5 separate regions of the Homo sapiens genome follow, and all the other regions are linked to region 1. Evidence: chromatin loops called from intact Hi-C (ENCODE). Cell type or tissue: PC-9. All regions are shown on one strand.

Region 1 (5,000 bases):
CTCAAAACCTCATGCAGAACAAGCTAGGTATAACTCAACAGTATCCATTACTAGGAAGGAAGCCTTTGCAGAAGCTTCCTAGGCATCCCAGGGAGCTGTCTTTCCAGCAAGACAGGAGCAAAGATGTCAGAGCTCCCAGCTCTGACCCACATGGACTTGCTCACCTTGCTCACCATCTCTCTTTCTCTCTCTTTCCAGGGTAATACAGATCTCAACTGCAGTCCATTCAGAGGGAGAAAATATGAAAATGGAAAACTGGGTCTGTCCTGAGAATGTTTACTATGCAAAAGAAAGTGCAAGCCAGGAAGAGACAGGTGGTGAAGAATAAAGAGCGCTATGGTGGAAAATGAGCTTGAGAATGTAAAACCCGCCATTAGAGGAATGAAAATGAGTGGGGCTTCTCTGGAACGGCAGTAAGCATTTGGATGACAGTAATGATGGATCTGTTTCAGTTGAGTTCCTACATGGTCATGTCAAGGACGGAATATGTAATGTCTGTGACCCGGCTGTTCTCTACAAAGAATTCCTCATGTTGACAATGTTAATGTCCCAATATAGCTTAAATAAAAGAAACATTAAAAAAATAGACCAACTGGAGCTTCTTTGCTTTCTTAGAGTCTTGCTCTGCGGCTCGGGCTGGAGTGCAGTGGCACAATCATGGCTCACTGCAGCCTTGAACTCCTGGGTACAGGCAATCTTCCTGCCTCTGCCTCCAGTACAGTACAGTAGCAGTACCGACGTGCAGCTATGCCAGGCTTTTATTTTTCTAGAGATGGGTTCTCACTATGTTGCCCTGACAGGTCTTGAATTCTTAGGCTCAAGCAATCCTCCCACCTCAGCATCCCAAAGTGTTGGGATTACAGGCATGAGCCACTACACTAGACTTAGAGCTTGTTTTTAAATGGAGAAATTTTCTTTTCCTAAGACTTATCCAAAGGCAATTTTTACCACTGCCATATAAAAAAATTTTGTTGCATCCCTATATACTAATTCACAGGCTTGCTTCTACTGGAAACCATGAAAACAATACAGTCTTGGTGAAGTTCTTTCCAAATTTTGAAAGTCTGTATCAGAGAAATGAAAACAAACTAGGTTTCTTAAAGCCAAGAAAGTTACGGAATCTCCGGAGCAGGTCAAGTCCATCCAAGCTAATGCTCCACATGGCCCCTGCACGTTCCACCTCATCTCCCAGGATGTCCAGACACCAGTGGGTCAGCTCCGTGAGGGCAGGCAGTTAGCTGTTTTGTTCACTACTATATCCTCAGCAACTAGAGACTACCAGGGCTGAAGTGTGCACATAGTAAACACATATAGAGTAAATGAAAGAATGAGCTGCCTCCCAGGGTAGTGTCCTTCCTGACATTGCCAGAAAGTTCTTCCTTCAATCCAGATGAGACCTGCCCCCCGGTGGCATCTGCATGCTGACCTGCTATTTCTTTCTTTTTTTAATTTTTTTGAGACAGTCTCACTCTGTCACCCAGGCTGGAGTGCAATGGCGCGATCTCGGCTCACTGCAACCTCCGCCTCCCGGGTTCAAGCGGTTCTCCTGCCTCAGCCCCCCAAGTAGCTGGGATTACAGGCATGCACCACCATGCCTGGCTAATTTTTGTATTTTTAGTAGAAACGGGGTTTCACCATGTTGGCCAGGCTGAACTCAAACTCCCGACCTCAGGTGATTCCCCCACCTCAGCCACCCAAAGTGCTGGGATTACAGGCATGAGCCACTGGCCCCGGCCGCTGACCTGGTGTTTCTACCCAAAGCCCTACAGAACAACCTTCATGGAAATCAGTTCTCAAAATAGGTCCCTACAATTTTTCTCTTCTTTAGGCTGAACATTCCTGAGTCTGTCAACCCTCCCTCCCGTGGCAGGGTTTCCGTTGTGATCTTCTAATACTCCTCGACCCTTTCCTTTCCTTGCCCTCCTAGTCTTTGGAGAGCTGTGGTGGGGGCAGCGCCATGAGGGAGGGCTCCCTGCCAGTTCCCAGCCCTCAGAACACACTGGCTCTCTGGGAATGGCGTGTCTTCCAGCATTCTGACCTCTCTCCAATCTGTTGGCAGGCAGAAATCACTGTCTGGGGTGGTGGAGAGAGGAACACTACTTCTTTGGTGGGTCCCTCTCCACCTTCACAAAAGGGCACATCACCCCTGTGATAGTTCTGAACTTGGCACTCTCGGCTGGGCAAGGTGGTTCATTCCTGTGATTCCAGAACTTTGGGGGGCCGAGGCAGGAGGATCACTTGAGGCCAGGAATTCAAGACCAACCTGGGCAACATATTGAGACCCTGTCTCTACAAAAAATGTAAAAATTAGCCAACCATGGTGGTGCACGCCTGTAGTCCCGGTTACTTGGGAGCCTGAAGGAGGATCACTTGAGCCCGGGAGGTCGAGGCTGCAGTGAGCTCTGATGGCATCACTGCACTCCAGCCTAGGTGACAAAGCGAGACCCTATCTCAAAAAAATAAACAACTGGGCGTTCTCTAGTCGGAGCCCTGGAGGGAACTTTGGTTCCTTCTATGCAATTGGACCAAATGTGATAACACTGCCCTCTGGTGGCAGGGTCTCTAACTGCTGCGTGTGGATTTCCCGGGAGACACCAAATCACAGAATCTTAGAATTGTGTATTACAAAATTCTAGGGCTGGAAGGGGCATTTAAAGGGCATCTAGACCAATTCTGAAGCAGCTGGGGATTCCCCCCCATAATATCCCTGAAAGAAATGATAATCCAACTTCTACGTGAACCTTCCCAGTGAAAAAAGGCAGCCCATTCCAGTTTTTAGTTTTGTTTTGAGACAAAACAAAACCAAAACCAGGGTCTTACTCTGTTGCCCAGACTGGAGTGCAGTGGTGTGATAGCTCACTGCAGCCTCAATCTCCCAGGTTCAAGGGACCCTCCCATCTCAGCCTCCTAAGTAACTTGGACTACAGGTGCACACCACCACACCCAGCTGATTTTTTTTGTTTTTTGTAGAGATGGGGTCTCACTATGTTGCCCAGACTAGCTTTTAACTCCTGGGCTCATGTGATTCTCCCACCTTGGCATCCCAAAGTGCTGGGATTACAGGTGTGAGCCATTGTGCCCGGCCCCATTCCAGTTTTGACTAATGATCATGGTCAAAAAGTCCCACTTAATATTGAATGAGAATGTATGTCCCTGCATTTTGCCCTTACTTTGCTCCAGCCTTCACCTCTATAATCACATAAGTCAAATCTGTACCCTCTGAAGTCAGACAGATACAGGTTCCACTTTCCCGGCAGTGTGACTTTGCAATTAGACACTTGCCCAGTTTCTCCTAGCATTCCGTAGGACTTCAACACTTGTCCTCCGGCTAGGGATTTGTCATGAAAAGGTCAACCTTGAGTTATGGTTGAATCAAAGGCTAAAAGGGAACCTGTCAGCTATTATAAGGGACTCTTCTTTCCACTTCTTCCTGAGCCCTGGCTTAGGCTAATAAAAAATGTGTTCTGTAGCTTTGCAGTAATACTTCCATAAAACTTCCCTCTACAGATGTTTTTTGTTTGTTTTTGTTTTTTTGAGATGGAGTTTTGCTCTTGTTGCCCAGGCTGGAGTACAATGGCACAATCTCAGCTCACTGCAACCTCCACCTCCCAGGTCCAAGTGATTCTCAAGCCTCAGCCTCCCAAGTAGCTGGGATTACAGGCGCCCACCACCACACCTGGCTAATTTTTGTATTTTTAGTAGAGATTTTTAGAGAGATTTAGTTTCACCATGTTGCCCAGGCTGGTCTTGAACTCCTGATCTCAGGTGACACGCCCGCCTCGGCCTCCCAAAGCGGTGGGATTACAGGTGTGAGCCACTGTGCCTGGCCTACAGATGTTTTTAAAAACCAACTTTAAATATGGCAGCAATAAAGTAACCAGACTAAAGGGAGAAATGCATTATGGGAATTAGGTCTGGTGATCAGAAAGGCTCCCGTAGGAGTAGGTACAGGGTGCTACAGGAGAGGCACTCGGCCCAGTCTTGGAGGATAAAGGAATGTGTCTGGAAGAAGTCATGTCTCTGCTGAAGCTTAAGGTGAGTAGGAGTTAGGCATCCAGGGGAGAGAGGGCTTGTGGGAAGAAGAGTGGGAGAGCAGGAGGAGGTAGGTAGGGTGTGTCAGCTAAGAGTGTGCTTGGCTGCAGGTGGCAGCACACTGAGCCAACAATGGCATACGTGGCAGAGACATTTAACAATCTCACACACACACACACCCCACCCCGCCCCGGCAGATGGTTTCAGAATGAGTGCGGTGTGAAAGCGCCAGGTCTCCACCTTTCCATCCTGCAGCATCCTTGGGCCTGTCAAGGTGATTGCCAACAGCGTTAGGCATCATATCTTCCCCTGCCATGTTTAAGCTAGTAAAAAGATAAGGGCTGGGTGCTGTGGTTCATGCTTGTAATCCCAGCACTTTGGGAGGCTGAGGCGGGCGGATCATGAGGTCAGGAGATCAAGACCATCCTGGCTAATGCGGTGAAACCCCGTCACTACTAAAAATACAAAAAACTAGCCAGGCATGGTGGCGGGTGTCTGTAGTCCCAACTACTCAGGAGGCTGAGGCAGGAGAATGGCATGAACCGAGGAGGCGGAGCTTGCAGTGAGCGGAGAACTTACCATCTCTTTTTTTTTTTTTTTTTTTTTTTTGAGACGGAGTCTCCCTCTGTGCCCAGGCTGGAGTGCAGTGGCACGATCTCGGCTCACTGCAACCTCCACCTCCCGGGTTCACGCCATTCTCCTGCCTCAGCCCCGCCGAGTAGCTGGGACTACAGGCGCCCGCCACCACACCCGGCTAATTTTTTTGTATTTTTAGTAGAGACGGGGTTTCACCGTGTTAGCCAGGATGGTCTCGATCTCCTGACCTTGTGATCCGCCTGCCTCGGCCTCCAAAGTGCTGGGATTACAGGCGTGAGCCACCGTGCCCGGCCTGAACTTGCCATCCTTTTATCAAGGAGTACATTTTTTTCCAGAAGCTCCCCATGAAACGAACTTGTGAGTGTTGATTG
Region 2 (5,000 bases), 100 kb before region 1:
CAACCTCCGCCTCCCGGGTTCAAGTGGTTCTCCTGCCTCAGCCTCCCAGGTAGCTGGGACTATAGGCGCCTGCCACCACGCCCGGCTAATTTTTGTCTTTTTAGTAGAGACGGGGTTTCACCACGTTGGCCAGGCTGGTCTTGAACTCCTGACCTTGTGATCCGCCCACCTCGGCCTCCCAAAGTGCTGGGATTACAGGCATGAGCCACCGCTCCCAGCCAGCATTTTTTATTTTTTGGGACCAGAGAAGCTGAGTGAGAGTTAGAACCCATATACACAGCACAGACTCCCCGTCCCCAACCCTTGGGCTCAACCTGGCAGCAAGAACAACAGTCTGGACTTCTCAGCTCCATGTCCTATTTCTGCAAGACCTGCTTGTTGGCATCAGAGTCTCACTCTGTCACCCGGGCTGGAGTGCATTGGCACAATCACGGCTCACTGCAACCTTGACCTCCTGGACTCAAGTGATTCACCCACCTCAGCCTCTTGAGTAGCTGGGACTACAGGCATGAGCCACCACACATGACTCACTTTTTATTTATTTTATTTATTTATTTTTTGAGACAGAGTCTCACTCTGTCACCCAGGCTGGAGTGCGGTGGCGCAATCTTGGCTCACTGCAAGCTCCGCCTCCCGGGTTCACGCCATTCTCCTACCTCAGCCTCCCGAGTAGCTGGGACTACAGGCACCTGCCACCACGCTCAGCAAATTTTTTTGTATTTTTAGTAGAGACGGGGTTTCACCGTGTTAGCCAGGATGGTCTCTATCTCCTGACCTCGTGATCCACCCACCTCGGCCTCCCAAAGTGCTGGGATTACAGGCGTGAGCCACCGTGCCCGGCCACACCTGGCTTATTTTTGGTTTTGTTTGTTTTTGTAGAGTCGGCTTTTCACCACGTTGGCCAGGCTGGTCTTGAACTCCTGACCTTGTGATCCACCCACCTCAGCCTCCCAAAGTGCTGGGATTACAGGCATGAACCTGAAGTCAGCTTCTATAAGCATCACCACACCAGCTCAGTAGGCTGTGAACACTGTGGGAGCACCAAGACCACCAATGCTGGGCATAGCAGTAAAGGAAAGCTTTTAAAAGTGCTTTGGCTTCAACTGGGTCCTCAAATGAGGCAGATGGGCTGGTTGTCATATATAGAAGCCTTTCATGCCAGGTGCAGTGGCTCACACCTATAATCCCAGCACTTTGGAAGGCTGAGGCAGATGGATCACTTGAGGCCAGGAGTTCGAGATCAGCCTGGGCAACATGGGGAAACCCCATCTCTACTAGAAATACAAAAATTAGTCAGGCATGGTGGCGGACACCTATAATTCCAGCTATTTGGGAGGCTGAAGCAGGAGGATCACTTGAATCCGGGAGGCGGAGGTTGCAGTGAGCTGAGATTGCGCCACTGTACTCGAGCCTGGGCAACAGAGTAAGATTCCGTCTCAAAAAGAAAAAGAAAAGAAGGCTTTCACACGGTGTGTCTGAGGAGTTATAAATCAGGCATATGTACAGGGTGGTGAGGAGACCCGCCAAGGCTGCAACAGGAAAACCCCACACCCAATGCACCAGCACATGGGGTCAGGACAGTCTCAAGCACAAGTCACTGAGAATCCTTCAGTAGACTGCCTCCACCCCAGTCCAGACCACTATCACCTCTTACCCACACTACTGCAGTTGCCTTCCAGCTGGTCTCCCTGCTTCTCCCATTGCCTTATTCCAATCTGTTCTTTGCACAGAGTACATGTGATTGTGGATCACCTGAGGTCAGGAGTTCGAGACCAGCCAGACCAACATGGCGAAACCCTGTCTCTACTAAAAGTACAAAATTAGCCAGGCGTAGTGGCAGGCACCTGTAGTCCCAGCTACTCAGGAGGCTGAGACAGGAGAATCGCTTGAACCCAGGGGGCGGAGGTTGCCGTGAGCCAAGATCGCACCACTACACTCCAGCCTGGGCAACAGAGCGAGACTCCAACTCAAAAAAAAAAAAAAAAAAAAAAAAAAAAGAAAAAAATCTGATTAGTCAGGCACAGTGGCTCATGCCTGTAATCTCAACAACTTGAGAGGTTAAGGTGGAGACTTGCTTAAGGCCAGGTGTTCAAGACCAGCTTGGGCAACAAAGCAAGACCCCCGTCTCTACAAAAAATATAAAAATAAGCTGGGCATGGTGGCACATACCTGTAGTCCCAGCTACTTGAGGCTGAGGTGGGAGGATTTCTGGAGCCCAGGAAGTCAAGGCTGCAGTGAGCCACGATTGCACCACTGCACTCCAGCCTGGACAGCAGAGCCAGACCCTGTCTCCAAAACAAACAAACAAAAAAAAGAAAAAATCAAGGAGAATCTGATCTAACTCTCCTGCTTAAAAAAACTCTCCTGGCTACCCAATGAGTTTAGAAGAAAATTCACTTTCTGCACTGGCCCCAGCCCACTTCACCTCCAACAACTCTTTCCTTGATCATTGTGTTCTAGACCCCTGGGCTTCATTATCAAGTGTTCCAGGTTCATTGTACTCGGGCCTTTGAAGTAGCTGCTCTGCCCAGGATCTCTGCACACTTGGCTCCTCTTCATTCAGTCTCTGCTTAAACATCTCTGAAAGCCCTTTTAACTGTCTTCCCAGTCTTATTTTCTTCTCAGCTTTAACCACTGCCTGATATTTTCTTGTTTGTCCAACTTCCTCTCCTCCTACTCCCCATGGTAACAGTACTGTGTCTTAGGCAGGGATTTCTTACCTCTTTCACAACACATGACAAAGTAGGTACTCAAATATTTGTCAAGGGAGGGTACTGTGTGATACGAGACAGGGAGTTGGCCCTCAGTTAGAGGTGGTTATTCAAATCAGGCCAAGTTTGAACTTTTTTTAAATTGGAGGGAGTTTGCTTTTGTGTTTTTGTTTTGCTTTTGAGACAGTCTTGCTCCGTTGCCCAGGCTGGAGTGCAATAAATAGTGTAATCATGGCTTACTGCAGCCTCAACCTCTTGAGCTCAAGTGATCCTCCTGCCTCAGCCTCCTGAGCAGCTAGGACTACAGGCACAAGTCACCAAGGCTGGCTAATTTGTATTTTTTGTAGAGATGGGATCTCACTATGTTGCCCAGGCTGGTTTCAAACCCCTGGGCTAAAGCAATCCTCCCCCTCAGCCTCCCAAAGCATTGGGATTAGAGGCATGAGCCACTGCACCTGGCCCCAACTTTGAATGTTCACAAGGCAGCAGGGAATATTTCTTACAGGTATGTAATATTCATCTGTTTCTGACCATACGAGATGGTCCAGACTACATTATAGAAAAGAGAAAATTGGATAAAGAAAGTCAACTGACTCTTGTCTTCAGTGAATAGCAGCCAAGAATAGTTTTGGTAGAAAAGACTAATTCAGACATATCAATTTGAAAGGGGCAGTGCAGACAACTTGGAGATTTGCATCAGAGAATTTAGAGCTGGCTGGGCACAGTGGCTCATGCCTATAATCCCATCACTTTGGGAGGCCAAGACGGGTGGATCACCTGAGGTCAGGAGTTCGAGACCAACCTGGCCAACATGGCAAAACCCTGTCTCTACTAAAAATACAAAGATTAGCCAGGTGTGGTGGCACATGTGCCTGTAATCCCAACTACTTGAGAGGCCGAGGCAGGAGAATCGCTTGAATCTGGGAGGCAGAGGTTGCAGTGAGCCTAGATCAAGCCACTACACTCCAGCCTGGGCAACAGAGTGAGACTCTGTCTCAAAAAAAGTAATTTAGGGCCAAGACTGATGTTGTAAGAAGAGAGACAAGCTCTATGCAAGATCAGAACAAGGATCGAGTCTTGAGGATGCTCACATTAGGGCCTGAGAGAATGAAGAATTAGCAAAGAACCAGGACAAAGGAGGGAGTTGGAGATAGAACAACAGAGTTAGTATCAGAGGCACTGCTGGCAACAGTAGTCACTGCGCCAGGGACAAGTCCCTAAAATCAAGCTCCAGCCACCCACAGCAAGACAGGAGCTACAGGAGAGCATGTCAGCTGAGCCTCAGAGCAGAGGAAACCAACAGCCCACACCATCCCTCTGGGTTTCAGATCCTGGTGGCTCTGCCTGCTTTAAAGCATTAGTTTCCTCCACAGCCTGGGAAAGAATAGCCTATATACCTTGTCTGCAAATCTGATCCTGGGAAATGCAAATTAGTTCCTGGAATTGACCAATCTCTCCCACTCTCCGATCTCAAAGCCAGAGAGGTGGAGGGTGACACCTGGTTTAAACATTCACGAAGCTCTCAATCATTGTGAGTCATGTTGACCTCCTCCCCAACCAATGTGGACAAAGGGACCTCAGTGAATCCAGAGTCCTTTGGTTGCTGCCCAGGGAGCCCTCACACAAGTTGGCTTAAGACTATCTCAGGCTTTAGATTTCTTCAATACAACTTCAAGCTCGAGGTAGCTTTACTCCTAGCAACACATCAGAACTCAGTATACCTGGGAAGGGAAGAGAACAACATTGCAAGACAGCCTCAGCACTGGGAGATCAGGCTAGGAAACACTGGTGTCCGATCCACATGTGTCCTTTTTTTTTTTTTTTTTTTTTTTTTTTTGAGACAGAGTTTCATTCTTGTAGCCCAGGCTGGAGTGCAGTGGTGCGATCTCAGCTCACTGCAACCTCCACCTCTCGGTTCAAGCAATTCTCCTGCCTCAGCCTCCCACGTAGCTGGGATTACAGGCACCTGCCACCACGCCCAGCTAATTTTTGTATTTTTTTTCTTTTTTTGGTAGAGATGGGGTTTCATCATATTGCTGAGCTGGTCTCAAACTCCTGACCTCAGGTGGCCCACCCGCCTCGGTCCCCCAAAGTGCTGGGATTACAGGAGTGAGCCACCATGCATGGCTTACTTTTAAGTAATCTCAAATTCTGCCCCATAAGGAAGCGTTGCTTTTTAAGACTAAATTGGCCAGGCACAGTGGCTCACACCTATAGTCTCAACGCTTTGGGAGGCCAAGGCAGAAGCTTGAGGCAGGAGTTTGAGACCAGCCTCAGCAAAATGGTGAG
Region 3 (5,000 bases), 88 kb before region 1:
AGCCTGGGAGGTAAAGGCTACAGTGAGTTGTGACCATGCCACTGCACTCCAGCCTGGGAGACAAAGGGAGACCTTGTCTCAAAAATAATACTAATTATGATTTCAGATTAAAAACAGTCATTCTCATTCACTAAAAAAAAAACTTCAGGCAACACTTATAAATGTAAAGAAGGTTTAAAAAAATCACCTGGGCCGGGCGCGGTGGCTCATGCCTGTAATCCCAGCACTTTGGGAGGCCGAGGCGGGTGGATCACGAGGTCAGGAAATTGAGACCATCCTGGCTAACACGGTGAAACTCCGTCTCTACTAAAAATACAAAAAATTAGCCGGGCGAGGTGGCGGGTGCCTGTAGTCCCAGCTACTCGGGAGGCTGAGGCAGGAGAATGGCGTGAACCCGGGAGGCGGAGCTTGCAGTGAGCCGAGATAGCGCCACCGCACTCCAGCCTGGGGGACAGAGTGAGACTCCGTCTCAAAAAAAAAAAAAAAAATCACCTGAAATCCCACCACCCAGATAAACTCACCGTGATCTGATCTGATCTTATCTTGGTGATCAGAGAAGCACCTATTTTGCAAAAAAGGGGTTAAGCTGTTCTAGAACCTTAAAAATATATATACATTTACATCCTCAGTTTTTTAAATATTCCATTGTATGGGCTGGGCATGGTGGCTCACACCTGTAATCCTAGCACTTTGGGAGGCCAAGGCAGGGGGATCACTTGAGCCCAGGGGTTTGAGACCACGTCACTACAAAAAAAAAAAATTAGCTGGGTATGGTGGCACGTGCCTGTAGTCCCAGCTACTTGGGAGGCTGAGGTGGCAGGATGGCTTGAGCCCAGGAGGTTGAGGCTGCAGTGAGCTTTGATCGTACCACTGCACTCCAGCCTGGGTGACAGAGTAAGACCCTGTCTCAAAAAAAAAGAAGAGAGAGAGAGAAGAAAAGAAAGAGGAGAGGGAGAGGGAGGGAAAGAGGAAGGAAGGGAGGGAGGGAGGGAGGGAGGAAGGAAGGAAGGAAGGAAGGAAGGAAGGAAGGAAGGAAGGAAGGAAGGAAGGAAGGGCGGGCACGGTGGCTCACGCCTGTAATCCCAGCACTTTGGGAGGCCAAGGCAGGCAGATCACGAGGTCAGATGGAGACCAGCCTGGCTAACATAGTGACACCCCGTTTCTACTAAAAATACAAAAAAATTAGCCAGGCATGGTGGCAGGCGCCTGTAGTCCCAGCTACTTGGGAGGCTGAAACAGGAGAATGTCACGAACCCGGCAGGAGGAGCTCGCAGTGAGCCAAGATCGCACCACTGCTCTCCAGCCTGGATGACAGAGCGAGACCCCATCTCAAAAAAAAAAAAAAAAAGAAAGAAAGAGAAAGAGGGAGGAAGGGGAAAAAAAGGAAGGAAGGAAAGCAAGCAAGAAAGCAAGCAGGAAAGAAAGGAGGAAGGAAGGAAGGGAGGGAGGGAGCGAGGGAGGGAGGGGAGGGAGGGAGCGGGGGAGGGAGGAAGGATGGAAATGTGGAGGCAAAGTGACTACTTACCCACAGCCATGCAGCTCATGGGGCATTTTGTGATGCTCACCTACCGTCACAGAACTCGACAAGAAACCAAGAAAAGAATGAAAGAGGAAAAGGGAGGGGAGAGATTGGAACTTAGGGGCCTATTTCCTAAATCTGGCTGTCTGGGGGGCAGGGACCAAGCCCTCTGCATGTGTCAAGTCCGGGGGTTTCTGGATGTGCATGCCAAGAACGTCTCCATCTCCACCACTCCCCAAATGGAGCACGGTGCTTGGGAGTCATCGTTCCCATCCCAGAGATCTGGCTATCATTCATTCAATAAATATGTCTTCATCATCTAATAGGTGCTAGGCACTTCACATATATGAACTCATTTAATTCTTCTAACAACGGGATTTAGGGCCAGGCGCAGCGACTCATGCCTGTAATCCAAGCGCCTTGGGAGGCCGAGGCAGGCAGATCACGAGGTCAGGAGTTCGACACCAGCCTGGCTAACACTGTGAAACCCTGTCTCTACTAAAAACACAAAAAATTAGCCAGCCATGGTGGCATGTGCCTGGTGTTCCAGCTACTCAGGAGGCTGAGGCAGGAGAATCGCTTGAACCCAGGAGGAGGAGGTTGCAGTGAGCCGAGATTGCGCCATTGCACTCCAACCTGGGTGACAAGAGTGAAACTGCATCTCAAAAAAAAAAAAAAAGAGAGAAACGGAGCCATGTCTCAGATGCTGACTCATTGTGTTATCTTTGGGCAAACTGCTTCACCCCTCCGAGCCCATTTGCTCACCTGCTGAAAAGAGACCATTACTCATCTGCCCCACCCGCCTGCCCAGGCTATTGGAAGGATCAAAATTAGATTTTGGACTCCGGGGACGTCTGTTTTTATTGTTGTGCCAATGCCAACCCATGACTCTGGGGAATTTTTTTCAGCCAGAGGATTTAAGCCCGCTTGATTTCTATAGAAAAACCCATTAAACTTTCTCCAGATACCATGAGCCAATGATTCCATCCAATGCGCTTCTTGCTGCATTTTTAAAGGCAGGGCACTCTGTGTGCCCACTCACTCTTGGGCAGTGCTAGCCACCTGAAAATTAACCTGAGGCCTTCCCCAAAGCAAACTCCCTCTTCCTTCTTTCTTTCTTTCTCTTTCTTTCTTTTCTTTCTTTCTTCTTTCTTTCTTTTCTTTCTTTCTCTTTTTCCTTCCTTCCTTCCTTCCTCTTTCTTTCCTTTCTTTCTCCTTCCTTCCCTCCTTCCTTCCTTCCTTCCCTCTCGCTCTTTTTCTTTCTTTCTTTCATCTGTTTATTTTGTTTTGAGATGGAGTCTGGCTCTGCCACCCAGGCTGGAGTGCAGTGCTGGCATCTCAGCTCACTGCAAGATCCACCTCCTGGGTTCAAGCGATTCTCCTGCCTCAGCCTCCTGAGTAGCTGGGATTACAGCACCCGCCACCACACCCGGCTAATTTTTGTATTTGTAGTAGAGATGGGGTTTCACCATGTTGGCCAGGCTGGTCTTGAGCTCCTGACTTCAGGTGATCCACCCGCCTTGGCCTTCCAAAGTGCTGGGATTACAGGCATGAGCCACAGCGCCTGGACTATTTTATTGTAGAGACAGAGTCTCACTCTGTCACCCAGGCTGGAAGTGCAGTAGTGTGAAGACGGCTCACTGTAGCCTCAAGCTCCCCTGCCTCAGCCTCCCGAGTAGCTGGGATTACAGGTGCCCGCCACCACGCCCAGCTTATTATTTTTTTATTTTTGTAGAGACAGAGTCTTGTTATATTGCCCAGGCTGGAGAAGCAACATTATCTGAGATGGAACTTTCTGGAATATTAACCATTAAACCTCCCCACCCTCATGAGAAGCTCAAACCACAAGAGACCAAGGGGCAGCTCTTGCTGCACGGGGCCAGGAGCTGATGGCTTCCTTTGCTCCAGATCCACCTGCCATCCTTTTCCACCCCATCCTGGGTCCAGGAGGCTGACCCCCCAGGTACCTGCCTGGGTTCCTACTTTCTGGCTCTGGTTGGGTTTGGCCACAGGAGATGCTGAGAGGAGATGGGTGCGCAGGAGGGGAGAGGTGAATGCACCCCCGGCCCTGCTGGGTCTGGTCGGGCGGCAGTTGCACTGTCCCCCTGGAGTTGCTCCGTGCCCCTGGGGGCCAACGCTTCTCCCACAGCCACATCCAGGGTGCAGGGGCTTCCCCTATGGCCTGAGCAGGCGGTGCTTTACTGTACCTATTGTCTTTCTTGAACTCTGCCCCACCTCAGTAAATTGTCTCTTCATTAAACCCTATGCAGTGAGGCCAGGCACCACGGCTCACGCCTGTAATCCCAGCACTTTGGGAGGCCAAGGCGGGCGGATTGCTTAAGCCCAGGAGTTCGAGACCAGCCTGGGCAACATAGCAAGATTGACCTCCATCTCTAAAGAAATAAAAATAAAAATAATCAGCCTGGGCCAGGCGCAGTGGTTCACGCTCGTAATCCCAGCACTTTGGGAGGCCGAGGCAAGTGGATGTGGATCATGAGGTCAGGAGTTCAACACCAGCCTGGCCAACACAGTGAAACCCCGTCTCTACTAAAAATACAAAAATTAGCTGGGTGTGGTGGCAGGCGATTGTCATCTCAGCTACTCAGGAGGCTGAGGCAGGAGAATCGCTTGAACCCAGGAGGCGGAGTTTGCAATGAGCTGAGATCACGCCGCTGCACTCCAGCCTGGGTGACAGAGCAAGACAAGACTCCGTCTCAAAAATAAAAAAATAATCAGCCTGGCATGGTGGTGCCTGCCTGTAGTCCCAGCTACTTGTGGGGCTGTGTGAGGCGGGAGGATCACTTGAGCTCAAGCGATTGAGGCTGCATTGAGCTATGATGGCACCACTACATTCCAGCCTGGGTGACAGAGCAAGACCCTGTCTCTCATAAACAGACAAATAAACAAACGCTCTGCAGTGGCCCCACTGGAGTGTGCTCTTTCCTGCTGGGACCTGGACTAGGACAGAAAGATAACCTCCTGCCAGAGAACAGACCTTCCCAAAATCACTGTGGGGCAGGGGGCCCGTTTCTTCTCACCAGCCTCTGCCCCCATCAGCCAGAGCGTGCTGATCACATGGGAATAAGCAAGAAGCACCTCGGGACCCAGGCTTGGGAGGGTGGCCCATAGATGGGATCCAGGCCCTGGCTGCCAGGTGACGGCTCCCACCAGCAGCCTCTCCCCAATCTCTGGACACTGCCCTGAAAGTGCCCAGGAGGGGATGGGATGGGGATCATCGTACGATTGCAAACAATTGAGCTTAAAGACTTATACAACACATAATCCTAATATCAGGTGGAGAAAAATGTAAATTTCACCTCAATTTTAACCTCGCCAGCTTTGCCCAGAGGAGCTCCACTTTTTCTCTTTACAAACCAGAACTCTGCACAAGAATCTGCCCGTTAAAAGCTTTGCTGCTAAAGATATTAAAAACAGACCTGGCCAGGCATGGAGGTTCACACCTGTAATCCCACCACTTTGG
Region 4 (5,000 bases), 150 kb before region 1:
AAAACAGCCAATCATTCTTTATCATCAAACCTCCATTCAATGCTCAAGTTTCCAATTGTCTCATAAATGTCATATGTGTTTTATTTTCTCAATTGTTTGGTGGTATCAGAATACAAATGAGGCCCACTCTGGTTAGTCAATACGTCATTTAAGTCTAAATTTATAAGTTCCCCCCAAGCAATTTTTTAGTTGGAATTTATTAAGAGAAGGAAAGAAGTAGCTTGTCTGCAGGATTTCTCATGGTCTGGAGTCTGCTGCTTGCTTTTCTGAAGTGTAGCTTAGTGTTTCTCCTCTGTTGTTTTTGTTTTTTTTTTTTTTTTTTTTTTTTTGAGACAGTGTCTCGCTCTGTTGCCCAGGTTGGAGTGCAGTGGTACGATCCTGGCTCACTGCAAGCTCCGCCTCCCAGGTTCACGTCATTCTCCTGCCTCAGCCTCCTGAGTAGCTGGGACTACAGGTGCCCGCCACCATGCTAGGCTAATTTTTTTTGTATTTTTAGTAGAGACGGGGTTTCACCGTGTTAGCCAGGATGGTCTCAATCTCCTGACCTCGTGATCCGCCCGCCTCGGCCTCCCAAAGTGCTGGGATTACAGGCGTGAGCCACGCACCCGGCCTCTCCTCTGTCTTTTGTATTTCTTATAAATTGGTAGTTGCATCTAGGGGTTTAATTGCAGCTTCCTATTGTTTTATATTCAACTTCATGGATTCTTTCCTGTCTCCTCCATTCTGCTGTTAAGCCCATCCAGTAAATTTTATTTATTTTAGGGACAGGGTCTCGCTATGTTGCCCAGGTGGGTTTTGAACTCCTAGGCTCAAGCAATCCTCCTGCCTTGGCCTCCCAAAGTGCTGGGATTCAGGTTTGAGTCACTGCACCCAGCCATCATCCAGTAAATTTTAAATTCCAGTTATAGTATTTGTCAGTTCTAACACTTACATTTGATTCTCTTCTATTTCTTTGCTGAGACTTCAGTGGCCCTAGGTTATCATTTAAATGATGTCTTTTCAAATGAGAACAAATGATCCACTCCAGGGTGGAGTGGATGAGTAGGGAAGCCAGCCTCCAAGATGGTTCCCAATGACCTCTGTCTTCTGGTCTTCACACCTCTGCATAGCTCCTCCCACATCCTACAAGGTTATCGTATAGCAGAGTGATTGTATGCCACCTTTTTTTTTTGAGACAGAGTCTTTCTCTGTCACCCAGACTGGAGTGCAGTCACATGATGTCAGCTCACTGCAACCTCCCAGGTTCAAGCTATCCTCCTGCCTCAGCCTCCCGAGTAGCTGGGACTACAGGCATGTGCCACCACACCTGGCTTATTTTCGTATATTTTAGTAAAGACAGGGTTTCACCATGTTTACCAGGTTGGTCTCGAGCTCCTAACCTCAAGTGACGTGCTCACCTCAGCCTCTCAAAGTTCTGGGATTACAGGCGTGAGCCACCATGCCTTCTAAGATTAGGTTATAAAGGACCATGGCTTCTGTCTTGGGGATTCTGTCTCCCATGTACACAAACTCTCTCTCTCTCTCTCTCTCTCTCTCTCTCTCTCTCTCTCTCTCTCTGATCACTTGCTCTGGGAGAAGCAAACTTCCCTGTTATTGGAGATTCAGGAAGCCCAAGGGAAAGCCTGTGTAGCGTAGAACTGAAATATCCAGCCATCAGCCACTGAAGAACTGAAACCCTCTAACTACCACATACTACCATTGTAAGTAGGTCCTCTCCCAGTTGAGTCTTCAAATGAGACCACAATTCTGGCTGACAGCTTAAGTCCAACCTCATAAAAGACCTTGAGAGCCAGAACCATCTAAATTGTCCCCCAGATTCTTGCCTTACAGAAACTCTGTATAATAATTTTTTTAAGCTGTTAAGTTTCTGGGAAATTTGTTATATAGCAAGTAACTAATTCATGAGGCTTTGAATTAGTTATTAGTGATTCCCTGTCTGCCACTTACTGAAAGATGAAGGGCAAGTTGGCTAACCTTATGAGCTCCAGTTTACTTGGAAATTGAGGATAACCATTTTTGCATCGCCTTGTTTGACACTTGAACCCCTTCTTTTACAGATGAAAAAAACTGAAGCCCAAAGGAATTGACAGAAAAGAATCCACAAATGAGGCACTTAACAGTGAAATTACATGACATGTCCAGGCTTAGGCTATTTAGAAAAAGAGTAGAACTGACCCCAGGGCTCATGGCTCCAAGTTATTCTTTTATGCCTTAAAGCAAACTGTGCTGCCTTATAATGCATGCCATTATCATTAACACAGTCCATGTTTCAGGAAAAAACAGCAGATAAGTTACGCAGTGTGCATGGCTAACCAAGATTGCAATTTTTTTTTTTTTTTTTTTTTTTTTGAGATTGAGTTTTGCTCTTGTTGCCCAGGCTGGAGTGCAGTGGTGCAATCTCAGCTCACTACAACCTCCACCTCCTGGGTTCAAGTGATTCTCCAACCTTGCCTCCCGAGTAACTGGGATTACAGGCATGTGCCACCATACCCAGCTAATTTTGTATTTTTAGCAGAGACAGGGTCTCACTATGTTGGCCAGGCTGGTCTTGAACTCCTGACCTCAGGTGATCTACCTGCCTTGGCCTCCCAAAGTGCTGGGATTACAGGCATGAGCCACCATGCCCAGCTGAGAATTGCATTCTTTGAGGTACATTACAATTTCTGGGCAAATGCAAAAGGTCAAAGTTGTTCCAGTTCAGTGTTCACACCGTAAACCAACCTATAGCCATTCACACCTTCCTTCCTCTTTGTTGCCTCACCAGTCGTCCCAACTCCCCGAGTCTAAGCAGGTGGGCACCCAGCCAGAAGGTGACTAACACCATCTCTTTGCACCCAGACCATATACCAAAGGCAAATTGCTCCTTTTTTTAAACCTTGCTAGGCAAGTCAGTATTAGTATCTTCAAACTACAAAGGCTGCTTTGTCATGCAAAGAGAAGGAAAAAAAGAGGTTGACAGTATTTTGAGCCAACAAGGTTAGATCACTCGGACAACAGTGACTAAGCTCAACAGGGCTTCCAGCTCTTTTAATTAAAAAAATTTTTTCTCAAAGACCTATCTTTGTAAACCATCTCACCTTTCCACCTCCCTTCAACTACAATCTACGAATAGGGGGAAAAATGCTTTAAGATGTTGAAAAAGAATCTGTATTCCAATCAGATTCTTTGAAAAAAAGTATATGTAAGGCTGGACACGGTAGCTCACGCCTGTAATCCCAACACTTTGGGAGGCTGACACAGGCAGATCAACTGAGGTCGGGAGTTCAAGACCAGCCTGATCAACATGGAGAAACCCTAGCTCTACTAAAAATACAAAAATTAGCTGGATGTGGTGGCACACTCCTATAATCCCAGCTACTCGGGAAGCTGAGGCAGGAGGATCACTTGAACCTGGGAGGCGGAGGTTGCAGTGAGCCGAGACTGCGTGACTGCACTCCAGCCTGGGCAGCAAGAGCAAAACTCTGCCTCAGAAAAAAAAAAGTGTATGTAAATTCAACCTAGAAAAGAAATGCAAACAAAAATTATTGTATTGAAGTCATAGGACCATTTTTTCAATATGTTTTTTCAATTACAAATATATTAAATTTGTAATATATTTATATATAATATACATATTTTATATATGCACTATAAATATGAGTGTGTGTATATATATATATATATATATATATTTTTTTTTTTTTTTTTTTTTTTGAGACAGGGTCTCACTTTGTTGCCCAGGCTGGAGTGCAGTGGTGCAATTGTAGCTCACTGTAACCTTGAACTCCTGGGTTCAAGTGGCCCTTCTACCTCAGCCTCCTGAGTAGCTGGGGCTACAGATCCTCACTACCATGCCCAGCTAATTTTTTATTTTTATAGAGATGGAGTCATGCTGTGTTGCCCAGGCTGGTCTTGAACTCATGGCCTCAAGTGATTCTCCCACCTCAGCCTCCCAAAGTGCTGGGATTATAGGTATAAGCCACCACGCCTGGCCTAGTGTGTATTTTATATATAACAAATATTACCTATTTAACATTATTTAATGTAAAAATTCAAATGTTATATACTGTCTCTATTTTGACAGAATGGGACTTAATCTTTTGGATTTAAATAATGTCTCGAGTTACGGTATCATTTTCTACTCCTCATGGGCATCACTTAAGATCCCTCAGTCTCAAGCAACAGGAACCTACTCTGGCTACTTAAAAAGAATTTCTCGAAAATGCAAATCAAAACCACAATGAGATACCATCTCACACCAGTTAGAATGGTGATCATTAAAAAGTCAGGAAACAATAGGTGCTAGAGAGGATGTGGAGAAATAGGAACACTTTTACACTGTTGGTGGTACTGTAAACTAGTTCAACCATTGTGGAAGTCAGTGTGGTGATTCCTCAGGGATCTAGAACTGGAAATACCATTTGACCCAGCCATCCCATTACTGGGTATATACCCAAAGGATTATAAATCATGCTGCTATAAAGACACATGCACATGTATGTTTATTGCGGCACTATTCACAATAGCAAAGACTTGGAACCAACCCAAATGTCCAACAATGATAGACTGGATTAAGAAAATGTGGCACATATACACCATGGAATACTATGCAGCCATAAAAAATGAAGAGTTCATGTCCTTTGTAGGGACATGGATGAAACTAGAAACCATCATTCTCAGCAAACTATGGCAAGGACAAAAAACCAAACACCTCATGTTCTCACTCATAGGTGGGAATTGAACAATGAGAACACATGGACACAGGAAGGGGAACATCACACTCCGGGGACTGTTGTGGGGTAGGGGTAGGGGGAGGGATAGCATTAGGAGGTATACCTAATGTAAATGACGAGTTAATGGGTGCAGCACACCATGGCACATGTATACATATGTAACTAACCTGCACATTGTGCACATGTACCCTAAAACTTAAAGAATTTAAAAAAAAAAAAAATTTCTCGAAAGAGTATGGGAGAGCACCTAAGACCAAAAAGGAGGCCTGGAGAGGCAGGATGCAGGTA
Region 5 (5,000 bases), 190 kb before region 1:
GGATCATCTGAGGTCAAGAGTTCGAGGCCAGCCTGGGCAACATGGTGAAACCCCATCTCTACTAAAAATACAAAATTATCTGGGCATGGTGGCGCATGCCTGTGATCCCAGTTACTCAGGAGGCTGAGGCAGGAGAATCGCTTGAACCCGGGAGGCAGAGGTTGCAGTAAGCCGAGATCGGGCCACCGCACTCCAGCCTGGGCAATAGAGTGAGACTCTGTCTCAAAAAAAAAAAAGAAGAAGAAGAAGAAAAAAAAAGGCCGGGCGCAGTGGCTCACACCTGTAATCTCAGCACTTTGGGAGGCCAAGGCAGGTGGATCACCCAAGGTCAGGAGTTCAAGACCAGCCTGGCCAACATGATGAAACCTCATCTCTACTAAAAAATACAAAATTAGCCAGGTGTGGTGGCGGGCGCCTGTAATCCCAGCTACTTGGGAGGCTGAGGCAGAAGAATTGCTTGAACCTGGGAGGCAGATGTTGCAGTGAGTCAAGATGGCACCATTGCACTCCAGCCTGGGTGACAGAGCGAGATTCCGTGTCAAAAAAAAAAAAAAAAAAAAGTAGTGTCCTTGACCGCACTACTAAAAGGCTCACTCCATAGCACTGACATCAACCATGCCACAGGGCTTTTTTCTTTCTTTCTTTTTTTTTTTTTTTTTTTTTTTTACATAATTAAAATTTCACATCACTTCTCTGTGTCTTTTGGACAACCACTGGTGTTGCACTTGGGAACTGTTCAAAATATCTCGAAGATCAAATAATTGTCTATAGTAGCAAATCCTCTCAACTTGGTTCATGAGTTCAAAGGCTAATGAAGCAGAATCCCAAACGCTGCCTCAAAGTGACAGGCAGGTTCATGAAACTGAACAGAATGTGAAGCCAAGTTCTTTCACCGAGAGAAAATGGTGGCAAGGCCTGAGGACAGAGCCAAACAGAAACACAGGACAGGGCTAGCGTAAACCGAGAATTCCCAAACTTCCGGAATTCACTGAAACTTTTATTTATTTTTTTTTTAGTAAAACTGCAAGAGTGACCTTTCAAAAATATATATGCAATACATAATAATAAGGCAAAGTTTGCTCTGATTTTTAGTAAATAGCCAGTAGCAGTGTAAGCCAAGTTATAAATGGCAATAAAAAAATAAATATTATGGCCAGGGCGTGGTGGCTTACGCCTGTAATTCCAGCACTTTGGGAGGCTGAGAGGATCACTAGAGACCAGGAGTTCGAGACCAGCCTGGGCAACATTGTGAGACCCTGTCTCTATAAAAAATTAAACAATTAGCCGGGCATGGTAGTGCACACCTGTAGTCCCAGCTACTCAGGAGGCCAACGTGGGAGGATCTGCTTGAGCCCAGGAGGTTGAGGCTATAGTGAGCTATGATTGCACCGCTGCACTCTAGCCTGGGTGACAGAGAGAGACTCTGCCTCAAATATTTCAAAATAGATAGATAGATAAATATTAGGTTGGTAAGAGGGGATGGGAATGTGGGGAGAACAAATATTATTTTCCATTTTATATGGTTACTCATCTGTATCATAATAAAGCTTGCATCACTTCCCCTCCATGCCACAGCCCTTGAACTGATCACTTTCTGAGAACGTTGGCTAAACATGAGAGCTCCTAACTGAATGATATAGTAAGAGTTTAATCTAGAGACAAAAAGGAAAAGAACTAGATTTAGAAACAATCTTTACTCCAACTTACAAAGTAAGAAGCCAAATATCTTCCCAAAGCAGTTCAACTTTAGTCCACTTGCAAAATACTCTCAGTGCAGCCTTAGGCAAGTCAGCCCCTAACATGTGCTGGGCAACAGCTGGGTGCCAGGTTACTTCACTTGTTCCTTGCAACAACAACCTGATGGGGTAGGTCTTGTCTGAGGCTTAAAGATGAAGCACATGATTTGGCCAAGGCTACTGGTATGTGGTGGAACTGGGTTGGCTGACTCCATTGCATCTCACCGTCTCAAAAATAGGGACAAGAATACGACCTATCTTGTGAGTTTATCAAGAGGAGGAAATACAACTCATGAAAAGTGCTTGGCCTCATTGCTGCCTGGCAAATAGTAAAGAGCTTCAATAATTGACAAATAGCTTTATTATTATTGTCCAAAGTCACCCCACTAGCAAGCAGCAGAGCTGTACTGGAAATCCAGGTTGGCAGCAGTCTTAAACCCACACTCCAAGTGGTGGTCACCTTAGAATAGTAAGGTATAGCTTACCAGCCTCGCCCAGTTTCCATTTAAAAAGGCCAAAGGGCAGAAGGGGCACTCCAAAGTCCCAATACTGAAGCTTTAATGCTAGCACTTGGCAGAATCTCATTCTAGAATACTTTTGGAGAGACTCCAAGCTTTGGGCATGAAGGCTGCACAGCTCTAGCAAAAGTGATCCAACGGCAGGGAAGGGAAAACGGGACAGGCGCTTCTACAGAATCTGCCTCTCTACCTGAACAGTTCCCTTCTGTGCACTTTAGGTTTGACCTACTTTGCCCACAAAAAGGTTTTAAGCAGTATCTGACTGTAAATGGAAGTAGGTCCAGTGTCAAAAAGGAAAAAAAAAAAAGTCACTACACAAATACTAACTTACCATTGACTGGAGGAGCCACAGTTGGGATCCAACTAGTACTTCTAAGAAGGTTTTAAGAAAGCATGTTACAATAAAGCAGCAAGATACTAAAGCAAGGACATCCAGGGCAGGGCCAACTAAACTTCCCTCTGAATGCCACTGCGCTTTATCAAGACATCCGTCATCATACAAAAATTTAACTTACTTACAGACACTTCTCACCTACTTGGAGTGGTTTTTCAAGGGCCAAATAGAAACCTGACATTAACTTAGTAACCATGTACAGAATGGATAAACAGTATTTACTTCCTCTGGTCTCTACCCTGTTTATTATATCCAGTACTCCACTTGCCAGACAACCTAGAGCATAGTAGTTATTCAATAAAAATTTTCATTCATTCATTCATTCATTCATTCATTCATTCATTCGAGACAGGGTCTTACTCTGTTGTCCAGGCTGGAGTTCAGAAGCACCATCATGGCTCACTGCAGCCTCAAACTCCTGGGTTCAAGAGATCCTCCTGCCTCAGCCTCCCAAGTAGCTGGAACTACAAGCATGCACCACCATGCCTGGCTAATTTTTTGTTTTTGTTTTTTTAAAAGATGGGAGGTTCTCACTATGTTGCCCCAGCTGGTCTTGAGCTCCTGGGTTCAAGCCATCCTCCCACCTTGGCCTCCCACAGTGCTGGGATTACAGGCATGAGCCACTGTGCCCAGCCAATAAATGTTTCTGTTTTTGTTTTTGTTTTAAAGAACCTTTGTAAAGCACTTAGTCTAAACTTTGGGCCCAATAAAGGAGTGCTTATGAAACATCCTAGAAAGACTATCATCCAGCATTTGTGTAAACACAGTAACACACTTTGTGAATGGGGCCTAATCTATTCCCTCATTAGGTGTCGCTCTGTGTCACCAGGTTCCTTCCCAAGTAGCACAACAGCAGTCATCATCACAGCTCACATTACCTATACACTTACCCGTGCACCCTGCTGGCACTTTCCACGGCTAGAAGGTGGCAAAGCCAGGACTGGAACCCAGGCCACTTGCCTCCAGCACCTGGCCCTTAGTTACCATGCTACTCCAGTCCCTGGATCCCATGCTATCCTCAGGGCATGAAAGGAAAAGTCCCTACTTTCTACCCAGCAGGCCTATAAAATTACAATTTATCATCTCATTTCCTGATCCAATCTCCCCGACAACTCACGACTTCTACAGAAGCCAAGTGTCCTCTCTTCCCTCTACCTGCCTGGCACCTCTTCTGTCCGTCTGACCTGCAAAGCAGCCAGACTCATGTCCACTCTGTCTTCGCTTATGCTATTACCACATGGTCTCTCAGCCCACCCAGATCTTTCTAGAGCCAGTTCACATTTGGCCTCCCCAGCAACTAGACTCAGGGGCGCTTTGTATTGTTACTTAACTGTTTCTAGCGAATGTACCATTTCCCTATGGCTGTTAAGTTTCTGGTAGAGACAGTCTTTTTCAATACTCCTCTCTATTGACTGTAGTATTCAATGAGAACAGCGAGCATGTATGGCGTTGGTATTTATCTTCCTTTAGAATGACGAGAAAATTAATATCAAATTCTAATGCAAAAATTATAAGCCTTAATATTAAAGAATCAAGCCTCATTTCAAATAATAAAGTACTTATTTCTTCTTTATACTTTTCAATAAGCATATATTCCTTTTTTTTTTTTTTTAATTATGGGCTGGGCTGGGTGCAGTGGTTCACGCCTGTAATCCCAGCACTTTGGTTGGCTGAGGCAGGCGGATCACGAGGTCAGATGTTCGAGACCAGCCTGGCCAACATGGTGAAACCCTGTCTCTATTAAAAATGTAAAGATCAGCCGGGCGTGGTGGCATGTGCCTGTAGTCCCAGCTACTCGGAGGTTGAGGCAGGAGAATTGCTTGAACCCAGGAGATGGAGGTTGCAGTGAGCTGAGATTGCGCCATTGCACTCCAGCCTGGGCGACAGAGCGAGACGCCATCTCAGAAAAATAAATTTAAAAAAATTAAAAAGTTTAATTAGAAATTATGTATACAGATATTTGCGTGGCAACACATTGGGATAAGATGCATTGATCTGATATTTGTATATTTAAAGTTATTATTCTTTAATTAGATGCTTTTTTGTTCTTAAGCATTTGATCATCTGAACTGGGTTCATTCAAAGTGTTATGAATTTCACAGCTATTAAAAAGAAATCAGCTATATCAAGAGGAGCTGTGTGATGTAGAAACAAATTAACATAACAGAAGTTTATTTCTTGCTCAACTACGTGTTCAGCATAGGTTGGGTCTGAGCAGGGGCCGGGGGGAAGGGCCAGCTTCGGCTTCACGTAATCACTCAGGGATCTAGGCTGATAGAGGCTCCACCACATGACACACAGCTTCTGTGGCAGAGCTGGAGGTTCCTAGTGCTTCAGCCCCGAAGTGGGACA

The links. A loop is a pair of places that touch in the nucleus more often than their neighbours do. Peaks named below come from ENCODE experiments on the same cell type or tissue, not always from the same donor. Only the 100,000 strongest peaks of a DNase experiment are listed, where the experiment ranks them.
Region 2: it touches region 1 in a loop (5-fold over the local background); 4 of 110 quality-filtered maps call a loop at or near these places.
Region 3: a loop joins it to region 1, with 10 times the contacts of the local background. A loop is called at or near these places in 4 of 110 quality-filtered maps.
Region 4: it touches region 1 in a loop (10-fold over the local background); 7 of 110 quality-filtered maps call a loop at or near these places.
Region 5: a loop joins it to region 1, with 4 times the contacts of the local background. A loop is called at or near these places in 4 of 110 quality-filtered maps.

The regions. Positions count from the first base shown.
Region 1 is chr7:99,310,541-99,315,540 of GRCh38, forward strand. MYH16 (myosin heavy chain 16) reads left to right here. Exons shown (of 24, transcript NM_001431356.1): 24 at 199-584. The region is part of intron 2 of LOC105375421 (a long non-coding RNA gene); the gene reads right to left. Among named protein-coding and RNA genes, the nearest start is that of ARPC1A, 13 kb to the right of the region's middle. RefSeq lists silencers at 4,063-4,152, 4,183-4,262. In PC-9, CTCF peaks have their summits at 2,563 (motif pointing left) and 2,762; a DNase peak (open chromatin) is centred at 2,521.
Region 2 is chr7:99,207,714-99,212,713 of GRCh38, forward strand. It overlaps KPNA7 (karyopherin subunit alpha 7), which reads right to left and starts at 402. Exons shown (of 11, transcript NM_001145715.3): 1 at 315-402. In PC-9, no CTCF peak of the experiment used is centred here; DNase peaks (open chromatin) are centred at 448, 2,758 and 4,208; H3K4me3 peaks cover 1,299 bases; H3K27ac peaks cover 5,000 bases.
Region 3 is chr7:99,222,350-99,227,349 of GRCh38, forward strand. No RefSeq gene overlaps it. Among named protein-coding and RNA genes, the nearest start is that of KPNA7, 17 kb to the left of the region's middle. In PC-9, no CTCF peak of the experiment used is centred here; a DNase peak (open chromatin) is centred at 2,312; H3K4me3 peaks cover 439 bases; H3K27ac peaks cover 3,294 bases.
Region 4 is chr7:99,159,714-99,164,713 of GRCh38, forward strand. It overlaps a transcript of KPNA7 not described here. Among named protein-coding and RNA genes, the nearest start is that of SMURF1, 18 kb to the left of the region's middle. In PC-9, no CTCF peak of the experiment used is centred here; a DNase peak (open chromatin) is centred at 2,788; H3K27ac peaks cover 2,775 bases.
Region 5 is chr7:99,122,104-99,127,103 of GRCh38, forward strand. The region is part of intron 1 of SMURF1 (SMAD specific E3 ubiquitin protein ligase 1); the gene reads right to left. Among named protein-coding and RNA genes, the nearest start is that of SMURF1, 20 kb to the right of the region's middle. In PC-9, no CTCF peak of the experiment used is centred here; DNase peaks (open chromatin) are centred at 1,838, 2,768 and 3,457; H3K4me3 peaks cover 1,046 bases; H3K27ac peaks cover 4,058 bases.